3 separate regions of the Mus musculus genome follow, and regions 2 and 3 are each linked to region 1. The links are chromatin contacts, found by Hi-C or POLR2A ChIA-PET in ENCODE. All regions are on one chromosome and are shown on one strand. The core of a region is the stretch at or near the end of the contact, and the rest is flanking DNA. Distances in the headings are between cores, read along the strand shown. Region 1 holds the start of Rps6kb1 (ribosomal protein S6 kinase, polypeptide 1). Region 2 overlaps Vmp1 (vacuole membrane protein 1). Region 3 overlaps Vmp1 (vacuole membrane protein 1).

Evidence for each region. Hi-C counts contacts between places; a loop is a spot of excess contacts on that map. ChIA-PET counts read pairs that join two places held with the same protein, here RNA polymerase II (POLR2A).
Region 2: POLR2A ChIA-PET joins it to region 1 with 11 read pairs in embryonic stem cell. The contact joins the enhancer-like site here to the promoter of Rps6kb1 in region 1. A Hi-C loop is called at or near these places in 1 of 37 maps with a recorded cell type or tissue (T-helper 17 cell). POLR2A ChIA-PET finds 5 or more read pairs at or near these places in 3 of 5 experiments (Patski and embryonic stem cell).
Region 3: POLR2A ChIA-PET joins it to region 1 with 13 read pairs in Patski. The contact joins the enhancer-like site here to the promoter of Rps6kb1 in region 1. A Hi-C loop is called at or near these places in 1 of 37 maps with a recorded cell type or tissue (T-helper 17 cell). POLR2A ChIA-PET finds 5 or more read pairs at or near these places in 3 of 5 experiments (Patski and embryonic stem cell).

Annotation. Positions count from the first base shown.
Region 1 is chr11:86,542,737-86,546,649 of GRCm38, reverse strand. It overlaps Rps6kb1 (ribosomal protein S6 kinase, polypeptide 1), which reads left to right and starts at 1,843. Exons shown (of 15, transcript NM_001114334.2): 1 at 1,843-2,084. The coding sequence starts at 1,944. Tubd1 (tubulin, delta 1) reads right to left here and starts at 1,659. Exons shown (of 9, transcript NM_019756.3): 1 at 1,420-1,659.
Region 2 is chr11:86,619,888-86,623,922 of GRCm38, reverse strand. The region is part of intron 7 of Vmp1 (vacuole membrane protein 1); the gene reads left to right. It overlaps Gm51914 (a long non-coding RNA gene), which reads right to left. Exons shown (of 3, transcript XR_003949749.1): 3 at 3,481-3,577. Among named protein-coding and RNA genes, the nearest start is that of Gm51914, 8.5 kb to the right of the region's middle. Within about 2 kb of position 2,534, at least 1 of the 3 ENCODE cell types and tissues checked has a DNase peak (open chromatin) inside an H3K27ac peak, as active enhancers do.
Region 3 is chr11:86,645,061-86,648,761 of GRCm38, reverse strand. All of the region lies in intron 5 of Vmp1 (vacuole membrane protein 1), which reads left to right. Among named protein-coding and RNA genes, the nearest start is that of Gm51914, 33 kb to the right of the region's middle. Within about 2 kb of position 2,381, at least 1 of the 3 ENCODE cell types and tissues checked has a DNase peak (open chromatin) inside an H3K27ac peak, as active enhancers do.

The DNA.
Region 1 (3,913 bases), core at 594-3,093:
CAGTGAAATTTTGGAATAACACACCTTTTTCCTCAAATTTCCTGTCCCCATCTAAGAATCTAGTCATTTCAAGAAATTCCCTCACTCTATAATTTGGGGGATTTAGGGTTCACTGGCCCAAATTCATTCACATACAATTCAATGGTTTCCAAAATATGATTCACATTCACTGTTGTCCCAAGTACACTTTTAAAAGAAAACAAATAAACCATAACAAAAGTGTTGGTTGTGGGGGCTGTGTAGCCACGGGGACCGGAGCCTAGAAGCAGCACCCACATAGCAAGCCAGGAGTCCTGTGCAGGCCTGTAGTTACAGAGGCAAGTCCAGTGCGGACAGAAGGACCACTGTGGATAGCTTCCACTTGGTTGAGAAAACTCAGCCCCAAGTTCAGAGAGAGAGAGAGAGAGAGGGAGAGAGAGAGAGAGAGCTGGATGCCCTCATCTCCTGTGCATTTGCATAAGTGCTCACATTCACACACATGTGCATATATACTCACACACATAAATAATCTAAAGGAAATATGATCCTGAAGGAATTCTTTGTATACATTTCACACTACATGGACATCAGAAGTTAGCTCAACAATAGAACATTCAATAACATTAATTTTCTGTTTTCTCACCAACCGTCTTCTGGCCCGGAAAGCACAGTTAAGATCAATAAGCCCAGTCATGGTGGCTATACCTTTAATTCCAGTACTCAAGAGACAGAGGTAGGCAGATCTCTGAGTTTGAGGACACAGAGAGTTCCAGGACAGCCAGGGCCACATAAAGAAATCCTGTCTCTGAAAACCAAAAACCAAACCAACTAGCATAAAGTTGGATCCAGGCATAGTGGTGCAAGCCTTTCAACCCAACAACACTTGGGAGGCTGAGGCAGACCGATCTCTGTGAGTTTGCACCTACACAGTGCGTTCCAGGACAGCCAGAGCTACATAGCGAGATCGTGTCTCGGAAAGAAAAGAAAGAAAAACAAAGTTGGAGCTTAGAGAAAGACCAGATAAAATATGAAACTAAATCTTTATTATTTTTAAACGACGTTGTTTGTTTTTAGACAACATCTCTCTATGTAGCCCAGTTACGCCTGAAACTGTCTAATTAGTCTGGGCTGACTTGAAACACATGATCCTTCTGCCTCAGCCTCTCGGAGAACAGGGACTATTTTAAAAAGAGTATTTTTGATAAGTGCTTCACATCAAGTCTATGTAGCCCCGGAAAGGAGCAGAGGCTTGTGAACCAGATTTTCAACTTAACGTCTAAGACTGCATTGTAGGTAATTCTATTCTCACTTTACAGTTAAGGAAATTGAGTTACCGAAGGGTTATGTAACTTTTCCAAGCCACTGAATTAGCAAATAGCAAAGACAAGAGTCTCTCTTTGCCTTTCTTCCCTATCAGCTCCCCGGTAACCCCACACTCACTGACAGCTCTGCGACCGGCAGTTTCAGTTCGGTTCAAACTTCAGAAGACCAACCCTCTCACTACGCGCATGCTCACTTTCAATACTTTAAAAAAAAAAACTACTTAGAACAAATAAATGCGCTCGCTCCTTATGCGAAGAGCTCTGCTGAGGGCTTGTCTTTTTTCGACCCTCGTTTCCCTTCTTCTATTTAGGAAGGCTAATCACGCATGTTCAATTTCAATTTATCAACTTCAGATATGGTACGCATGCTCCGTGTCCGGCAAACGCCTTAGACAGAAACGCGCAAGCTGTACTTTCCCGGCTTGGCTTCGGACGGTGTTCTGCGCATGCTCCTGCCAGTACCTGGCCCCGGGAGCTAATGCTACGCATGTCCGCTGCCCACTGTATGGCTTCAGAAGACTTTGTACGCATGCGCCGGAGCTGAACTTGAGGAGCCAGTCTGGGGCCTAGGCGCAGACGCATTGAGCTTAAGCAGCCGGTGATGGCGGCAGCAGCCGTGGAGTCTGCGGCGGGTCCGGGCCCATGAGGCGACGACGGAGGCGGGACGGCTTTTACCTAGCGCCTGACTTCCGACACAGGGAAGCTGAGGACATGGCAGGAGTGTTTGACATAGACCTGGACCAGCCAGAAGATGCAGGCTCTGAGGATGAGCTGGAGGAGGGGGTGAGGCCCGGGGTCCCCGGGGTATGGGCGGCGGGGTGGGGGGGCAGCGGCGAGGTGACAGGGCCGGGGTGGCGGCGTGGGCCCGGGAAGCCTGGTGTGCCCGAGGGCGTGGAGACCCGGGGGGGACGCGAGCGGTCTCCGGGAGGAGCTGAGGCGCCGCGCGGCCGAGTCGGGGAGCGGGCGGGCGGGCGGACGGACCTGGCCCTAGGTGTGAGGCCTCTGCGGGGCGCGCAGGTGCAGGGCTCGCCCTGATCCCTAGCTGAGCGCTGCCCCGGAGCAATGTGTTTCTGGAGCGCCGAGGAGAAAAGGCGCGCGGTCGGCTTCTGGAGCTGTGGGGCTTGAGTGCGGCCCGGGTGGTGTGAGCGTGTGCTGGGGGTGGGGAGGGCCGATCTTGTTGGGGTGTCCCCCTTAGTGCAGGTGAGATGCGGAAGGGTTTCCCTGTGGAGTGTAAGATTGCAAGCCTTAAATCTTCAGACTCCCCACAACCACCTCTCTTCTCGGCCTGTCGCTTCTCTCCTAGGAAGCGCTCAGCTGTTAGAAGTGACAGCTGAAAACTTCTGTCGGGAGTAGCACTGCTGTGACAGCCACCAGGAGTTTTATTTCGGGAGCAAGGGGGCTCTGCTGCATCTTCCAGGGTTTGTTTGTTTGCCTTTTATTTTTAACCCCCCTTCCGTGTGACTTTTTAAAGGAAAAAAAAACCCCCATTCATAACGACACACGGCATTTGTAAGTTAATTCCCTTCAAGTTGAAGATGTCTATATTTTTTTTTCAGAATAATTTATGTAATTGTAGGGTGGGAAAAAAAGCGTTGACAGCTGTGATTTGTCTCGCCAAAAATAAATTGCTTGAACCGAGACTTGTGAATAGTGGTGTGAGGGTTTTCCTTGCTGAAGTTTAAATTTAGAGTCGCTTTTCTAGTGCACATCTTGGCTTTACCTTTGCTGTCCTAGTAGTTTGTTATTTATGTATACCATTTTTTCTACAGTAATACTTACTGAAACGTACATATTTTACACCAAGGGTTAAAAAAATACATCAAACTAAATAACCAATCTTGGACAAATGTCATCAGTAATAACCTCCTAGTGACTTTAAATGTCTTTAAGTCATCTGTAGAAGAATATGGGTTTATGGCTGATGTTAGATAGTTGCTGTATTTACATGGGGTCTCCTTCTCACCCCCAGTTTTCCTTTAGTGAATAAATTGTGCCCTTCTGGCAAACTATTGAAATGCTATGTATAAAGGACTTTGAACACTTTAGGAAATTAAGTGGGCCCACATAGATTATTCTTTTCATAATCAAGTGAGTCTCAGTTAGAATTTCAGAGTTCTAAATGTGGGTATTACACGCACTTTTTAATTTCATGTTTTCATGTGGAATTCCACTTAGCCTTTTAATCAGATGTGGTGAGTTCTAAATTTGAAGCACACACAGGATTACTTTAATTATAAATGTGATCCACTGTTCAGTTATATTGGTTCCATATGGCAGTGGTTTTGGAGTAGAGCCAGAGAGAAAACTGGTAAGGAGCACTTCTGTGAGTACTGTGATTAGTTGCTGGTGGAATTTTCAGTCTGGGTTTATCATCCTTGGAGAGTACAGTAGTGCATTACAGTTCTTGGTATGAACTGGATGGAGCCTTATTTCTTTTTCTCTCTCTCAGTGTGCTTCAGGAACAGTAGGTGCTTGAGTGTTGGCCTACTCTTGGGCTTTTGTTTTGCAGGAAGGATTCTGAAAGGATGTTGAGGAGGGGGACAGGAAAAGTGGATCAGAGGATGAAATGTGACCACAACCATAGGGGCAGGAATTTAGGAGGAAGAGCAGAA
Region 2 (4,035 bases), core at 1,285-3,784, 77 kb before region 1:
AGGAAGAAAGAAAGGTAATACTTAAACTGTCTAGTGGGGCATAGAGAGATGGCTTAGTGATGAAGCACTTGCTGCTGTCACAGAGGGACCCACATGTCAGGTCACAGCTGTCTAACTCCAGTTCCAGGGAGAGCCAACAGAGGCACCTGGTGCATATATGGCACTCAGACATGCATGCAGGCAAAGCATCCATACACACGAAATAAAATCTAAAAAAATTAATGTTCAGTAGTTGTCATTTGAACACTCAACATTGACTTAGAATTTTTCATGGCTTCTTTTGTTGTCTCAAGAAACTTTTTCTTAATACTAAATTGTCCTTTGGCCACTCCCATTCCCAGATTTGACTGTTTCTTGGTTTTCTGACTCTTCTTCTATTCAGTTGTATAGCATTAATGGAACTTGAAAGATAGTTGTGGCTTGATGCAAGTCTCAGAATGGATGGTCACTGGGAAGGAAGGCTGTCTGTCTGCTCCTAGTCTATTCCTGAGTCCTGCTCTTTTCTGTATGGCAGTTTATGCCTCAGTGGGTGGCACTGAGAGGACAACTCTCAGTCCACAGTGGGATTCTGATGCTGAGCTCCTATGATGAGGTTTGTGCGGCAAGCGCTTGTACACTCTGACACACCGAGTGGATCTCACTAGCCCTTGTTTTGGCTTCTGAAACTTGGCTCATTTAGTCCTATGCCAAGATTACAGGCGTTTACCACCACCATGCAAGACTTGTATGCTCATTTCTGATTTAACCTTGTCATCTTCAGTCAGGCTTATTTTATTATTTATTTATGCATATGTGTACACACATGGGTTGAAGTGCTGGAGAATGCCAGAAGAGAATGTTGGAGTTGGAATTGAAATCACAAGCCCAACATGGGTGCTGATTTTCTCCTGCTTATCTTTTTACAACAAAATACACATTGAAGAAAACGTTCTGGAGAGACTAGAAAATGTCTAGTTTTCTAGACATATAAAATTATGTTCTCCCGTACTCCTTAACTCACAAGATAAATTTAATTTTTTTCAGTTAACATTTAATTTTAATAATACCTGTTATGTTTAAAGAGTCAACAACACACAAGGAAAAGTCTTCTGTGAAATTTAATTTTTTTAAAATTCTGTTTGTTTTAATGATGAAGCAATTCTAATTGAAACCATCTGATTTTCAAATAAAACTAAGAGGTTAATACAACCCAGTCAGTAAGAAAGCACAGTAAGTAATATTTAAGGTTTTCTTCTTAGTTTGCTTTGGAAATTGGAGTAGAATGGTTTTGTTTTGTGTTTGCTTTGTTCTTTTCTTCTCCACACCTGTTTACGGTATGAACAGAAGTGAACAGTGGGTAAGCATTATGTTACCCTTGTTAGCTGGTTTACAGATGGTTGCTTTGTAGGTTTAGTATTTCAAACACCTTTTGTAAAATGTTCTAGAAAGTTCCCTTTCATTGAAACTTGGACTGTCAGGCTATATCTGGCTCTGTGTTTTTGCTGGATGATTTTTATATCAGTACCATACTGCTAATAAATGCAAGCCCTCTCCCTGCTCTAATTGCTAAGCCCTCATGGGAGTTGTGGCTCAGGCTCAGAAATAAATAGTAGGAAGGACAGTGGAATAACTATTAACACTCATTTCTATAGCAAAGCTTTGTTGATTTTCAACTAGCTAGGGGATGTGATTTGTCATGAGAGAGCTGGAAGGTTTGTTTTTTGACTTTATTTGTTTTGGGTTGTTTGTTAGGCATTATAGGAATGCTTTTTATTAGTTTTCTTTCCGTTTTTCCTGTTTTTAATCTTGGCATTTAAAGTCTTGCTGACTTGATATTTAAATACTTACTCCTTAGTGCGCATGCACACACATGCACACACACAGAGCAGTATGCAGCCACACACCACAGACCTTGTATACAATAGTTGCTCCATAAGAATATATCACCTGGTGTCATCAAATAAACCCATTCTGTGGTGTTTGTATTATGTAATGATGCAATTGACCAATTAGACATTTCTCAAAATATATCTTCATCATTAGGAAATGTATGTCTATACTTAACGTTTCTTTGTCCTATCCCCATGTCTTTGGTAATTTTTATGTGTGTTTTAGTTAACATATTATTAATTGTATAAAATAATGGGTTGCATTACTTTTATCTGCCCTTGTGGTTTTGGTTTTTGTTTTGAGTCAAGGTCCTGCTGTATAGCCTTGCTTGCTCTGTAGGCTCCTGCTGGCCTCACTTAATATTTTTTCTGCCACGGTTTTCCCTAGTCCCACTTGCTTCTGCCTCGTGTGCTGGGATCAGAGGTGTATGCTGCTAGGCTCAATACCCTCCTTCTGTATCAGGCTACATTTTCTGTCTATGGCTGTTTCATAGCTTAGTTTTCAAAGCTTTAAGTGTTTAAGCTCATCTGAATAATTTTGACCTTTCCCTGCACTGACCGTTGTGTACTGTCATAGAAGATTCACTGGTATATGTTGCCTTGGCTGTTTTAGAGACGGGGCTCTTTCCCTGTGTGGTCCACAGTAGCCCTGTACTTGCAGTCCTCCTGCCCTACCCTACGGTAAACCAAGGTTACAAGTACACATCCTCCCATACCCAGCCACTGTGTGCGCGCGCGCGCGCGCGCGTGTGTGTGTGTGTGTGTGTGTGTGTGTGTGTCTGCATTTCTCTTTGATTCCATTCGAATGTGAGTATTTATACTAACTTGTTTATAAATAAAAGAACAGTGAAATGACTTTAGGGCTGGTGAGCTAGATCACAGGTACAGGTGCTGACTATAAAGGCTGGTGAGCTGAGTTAATCTCTGAGACCCATATGGTGAAGAGAGCTGACTCTTTAAAATGTCATTTTAAAGATGTATTTTAGCAGGGCGGTAGTAGTAAATATAAATACCTTTAATCCCAGCACTTGTGTGGCAGAAGCAGGTGGATCTCTGTGAGTTTGAGGACAGCCTGGTGTACAGAGAGAGTTCCAGGACAGCCAGAACTACACAGCAAAACCCTGTCTTGAAAAACAAAACAAACAAAAAGGTATTTTAATCTTTTCCAACCCATAATAAAATTATTAGATACAAACCTTAAAAACCTTATGCAACAAGTGCTTTACGGATTCAACCATCAGCCCCATTTTTTAAAAGGAATTTGTTTTATTTTTATTAATGTATGTTTGAGTATGTGTATTCATGTCTGTGTGCAAGTGTCATAGAAGTCAATGGAAGGTCTTAGATCCCCTGGAGCTGAAGTTACAGGAGGTTGTAAGCTGTTTAACATGGGTTCACAGAACTGAACTCTAGTCTTCTGAAAGAGAGCAAGCGCTCTTAAGCTGTGCCAGGTGTGGTGGGACACATTTTTAATCTCGGCACTTAGGAGACAGAGGTAAACAGGTCTCTGTAAGTTTGAGGTCAGATTGGGTCTACATGGAGAATTTGAGGCAGCCAGGGTTACATAGTGAGACCCTGTTTCAAGAAACAAAACCATCAGCCTCATTTTTTAAAAGGAATTTGTTTTATTTTTATTAATGTATGTTTGAGTATGTGTATTCATGTATGTGTGCAAGTGTCATAGAAGTCAATGGAAGGTCTTAGATCCCCTGGAAACAAAACAAAAAGAGTATTAAGTTAGAGTAAGCCAGACATGGTTAGGATACTACTGTAATCCAAACACTTAGGGGGTGATGCATAAAGACCCAACAGGTTTAGACAAGGTTGGGTTATACAGTAAGACCCCATCCAAAGTAATAGTAATAGTACTTGTGGGAGATACTGGGTTTGGTTTGGTTTGGTTTGGTTTTGGTTTTTTGAGACAGGGTAGCCCTGGCTGTACTGGATCTTACTCTATAGACTTGAATTCACAGAGGTCCACCTACCTCTGCTTCCCAAATGCTGGGATTAAAGACATGTGTCACCACTGTGTATTATTTATAATTATCTCAGACTGACAACTTTAGTATTATACTAACATTAGAACAAATTGTGGTATATTCGTACAATAGAATAACACATATCACTTTAGCAGTTTGGTTACTCCACATTCATTAACAGCGTGGAA
Region 3 (3,701 bases), core at 1,132-3,631, 100 kb before region 1:
TACTAAGTGTTCCTTTTTGTGTTAGCTCCTGTTATATGCGTGGTAAAACTTCTAAAGCTTCCTAAAGATTTACCCTTTTGGCATGTCCCTCCTGTGCTCTGTTCTTACGTCTGATGCTAAGATGCCGTGCCATCTTCTAAGATGCCTTTCAAGTGTTCTGTCTTTTTACCCTTTTTACTTTTCCTTGGCTCTTACTTTTAACTGGATAGTTTTTTAAAGATTTAATTAGTTTACTTTATGTGTGAGTGTTTCCCTGCATGTGTGTGTGCACCATGTGTGTGTATGTGCTGGTTTCCTGAGGAGGTAAGAAGAAGGGTCGGATCTGTAGGATTGGAATCGCAGACAGCTGTAAGCTGCAGACGGAGTGCTGGGAGCCAAGTGTGGGTCTGGAAGAGCCTTCATGTTCTTAACTGCTGCGCCATCCCTCCAGCCCCCAAACGCCTGCACCTGGTTGTATTACTAATCAGCGTCAACAGTCTTTGCCTTCTCCGTTTCGTATTTGGTCTGTTTCTGACTAATGCCATTCTCAATCTGGTTGAGCTCAAGTGCGGCCCTCTGAGTATTTGTTGCTTTTTTTCTTCCCCTCTTGTTACCTTGATCTTTGGCTTATTTACCATAGTTTAAAAGAAAATTGTAAGGGTTGTGCTGATACAGGTGAGTTGGCAAGCGTACGTGCTCTCTGTCTATTTTCTTTCTCTCGTGCTTCTGTTGTCTTCACTTTACCTCTGCGCAGGTCTTGAGCCCCAACTCAAGTGGTTTGCTGTTGTTGATTGGTTGGTTGTGTTTTTTCTTTTCTCTTCTTTTCTTTTCTTTTCTTTTTTTTCTCCCTGTTGTTAGAAACTCAGCCTAGGGCTTCAGACCGCTGCACAAGATGTGTAAACTGAGCTTTGTGCCCAGACCAGCCTTCGCTTTAACAGCTGCTTACCTCATTAAGGATTCAAATAAAGAAGGAAATCTGCATTTCCAATGTTCTTCTGACTTCATCTTATATTTGAAGTGTATTTGCTATGGGTTCTAGTTCACATATATTTTACTTCATACTTTTAATGTTTTATAAAAGTAACTTTATCTTTTCTTCCAATTATTTCTGATTGTAAGTCTAACCCTATCTTCTCCTTGGATGGTGTTATTTTTGATTTCTTCTGATGATTAAGATTTTTTTTTGCAGTTGAGTCCTGCCATTTTGACTGTAATGCTTTTCTTACCAGCAGTTTATGTTTTATTATTTTCTTTTAATTGATTCTCATTAAGGTTTATTTTATTCCTAGATCTTTTTTTAACCACAAGAAAAAAAAAGATTAAAAAAAAGTCTTTTTTTTTTTTACCTAGACATAAAACCTGTACAATAATTTGTCCACTGTTTCTTTTATTATTTTCCTGAAGCCCATATCTGCCCTCTGTGTATCACACTGGTGGGTTTTTCCTCCTTGGTCATTAAGATGTGTATCTTACCCTGGGCTTTCCCTCTGCCTCCTTCAGTCTGGCTGCTTTCTGTTACTGGTTATATCCAGGTAACCTTTTTTTTTTTTTTTCTTTTTTCTTTTTCACTCTTGCCTGTCCTGTCTCTATAATTTCTGGCTTGGCTCACTTATTTCTTTGTTCTAGCTAAAATAGGACTTGCATATAATACATTGTAGTGAGGCTTGCACTTTTTGAAAAGTATACTTAAAAGATGGTTTTATGCTTGGGGGTTGTTAGATAAGTCAGTGATAGAGCACCTGCATCACGTGTGTGAGGCTACGGGTTCGGTCCCAGCACTATAAGGAGGACTGGAATATATGTAATTTTATCAATTATTTTATTCAAAACACTTGTTTGTTCTTTGGAACAATTAGACTGTAAAGTTGAAAAGAACTGCAAGGTTTCCTATCAGTAAGTATAGTCTAACCTAATATCCAGATGTAGGCTACTAATAGGCTTGTGAAAATGAACGAGGGCTAGTACTGAACTGCTAGCCAGGCCCCTTAGCTTTCATTTTGTCTGGAAACCAGCGCATGAGCCTCCAGGCTGAGTAATCATGACTTCACAGTGCGGCTATGGGAAGAATGTACACTCTTGACTGAATGAACAAAAAGGGTCCTGCTGTGTGACCCTCCCTGGTCAGAAACTCCTTATGTAGTCTGCCCAGCTAGGTTGTTCCGGAGCTTGCTAAGTAGCTGGGAATAAACAAACTTCCTGTACTCTTGCCTGTCCTGTCTAAGTTCCAGATTACAGGTGTGAGTCACCATGCCCACTTTATGTGAGTGGCCAGGGCCTTATGCTTTCATGCGAGGCAGGCCCCCTGAACAATCATCTGTAGGGGAAAAATTCTAAAATTGGTGAGACTTTACTCTTTTAAAGTTAAAACTATATCCAAGAAGTATATTTTATGGTGTGATATATTTGGTTTGTATTTTAATCTGCTTTGGAATGGAAGTGTCTGCCTCCCACAGCCGGGAGCCTAGAGTTGGAAGGAACCTAGGCTTGCCAGGCAAGGGTTGTACCAGCTAGCTCCACCACTTCCAAACCAACACACACAAACACACACACACACACACATATGCACGTCCCTTTTTTAAAAATCCAGCTGTATCTGTAGCCAAAAGAAAAGAACAGTCAAACTCTTGGATTTTCTTCATTTTTAATTACTGCCATCATATGCCTTTCTTGTCTTTTCTCAGGTTAAAAGTATTGTTTTTTTGTTTCTGAAACTACATCTCACTGTGTAGTCCCGACTGGCCTAGAACTCTTGGCAAAGCCTCAGTGACCTGCTTCCCGCCCACTATGCCTGACTGCGTTACCGTTTAAATATTGGGTTTGCTAGATATCATTATATCCTTAGTTTCGTGGTTAAATATGACATTAAGAAACCTAATTGAGGGTGCCTGAATTTTGGGGTGCCAATGTAACCTAGATATATAGGATTCATGTATGAACTTGCCAAAGAATAAAAAAAAAAATTAAAAGAAAGACAAAATGAAAATACTCTTTTTAAAATGTTCAGTGCTTTAAATCTTGAATATTGTTTTATTAGCAATTAAATTTTTTTAAAAAGCAAAGACTAAAAATAAAAAGTAAGATGATGAAGTAGATTTTTAAACAAATTTTCTTTAAAAACAAGTTAATATACAAAATGAAATAAATAAGTAAACAAGCATGGAGAGGAGTAGTTGGATAAAATGGTTCACAGTTAAGAGTCCTTCCTAGCCGGGCGTGGTGGCACACGCCTTTAATCCCAGCACTCAGGAGACAGATCATGTGGATTTCTGAGTTCAAGGCCAGCCTGGTCTACAAAGTGAGTTCCAGTTCCAGCTACACAGAGAAACCCTGTCTCAAAAAACCAAAAAAAAAAAAAAAAAAAAAAAAGAGTGCTTCCTATTCTTCCAGAGTTTGGTTCCTAGCACACACAACAGGTATCACACAGCTCCTTGGAACTGCAGTTCCAGGGCAGTCCCATGCCTCCAGCCTCCCTGGACACCTGCATTCATTTGCTCATACACACACACACACACACACACACACACACACACAATTAAAAGTGAAAAATATAAATTAGGGGGTTGGAGAGATAGCTTAGCAGTCAGGAGCATTTGTTACTTTTGCAGAGGACCCCCCAGATTTGGTTCACAGCACCCCATGGTAGTTCAACCCCAGTCCCAGGGAATCCAAATCCCTCCTTTAGTCCCTTCTGGTACCAGGCACACATAGATGCATATAGGCAA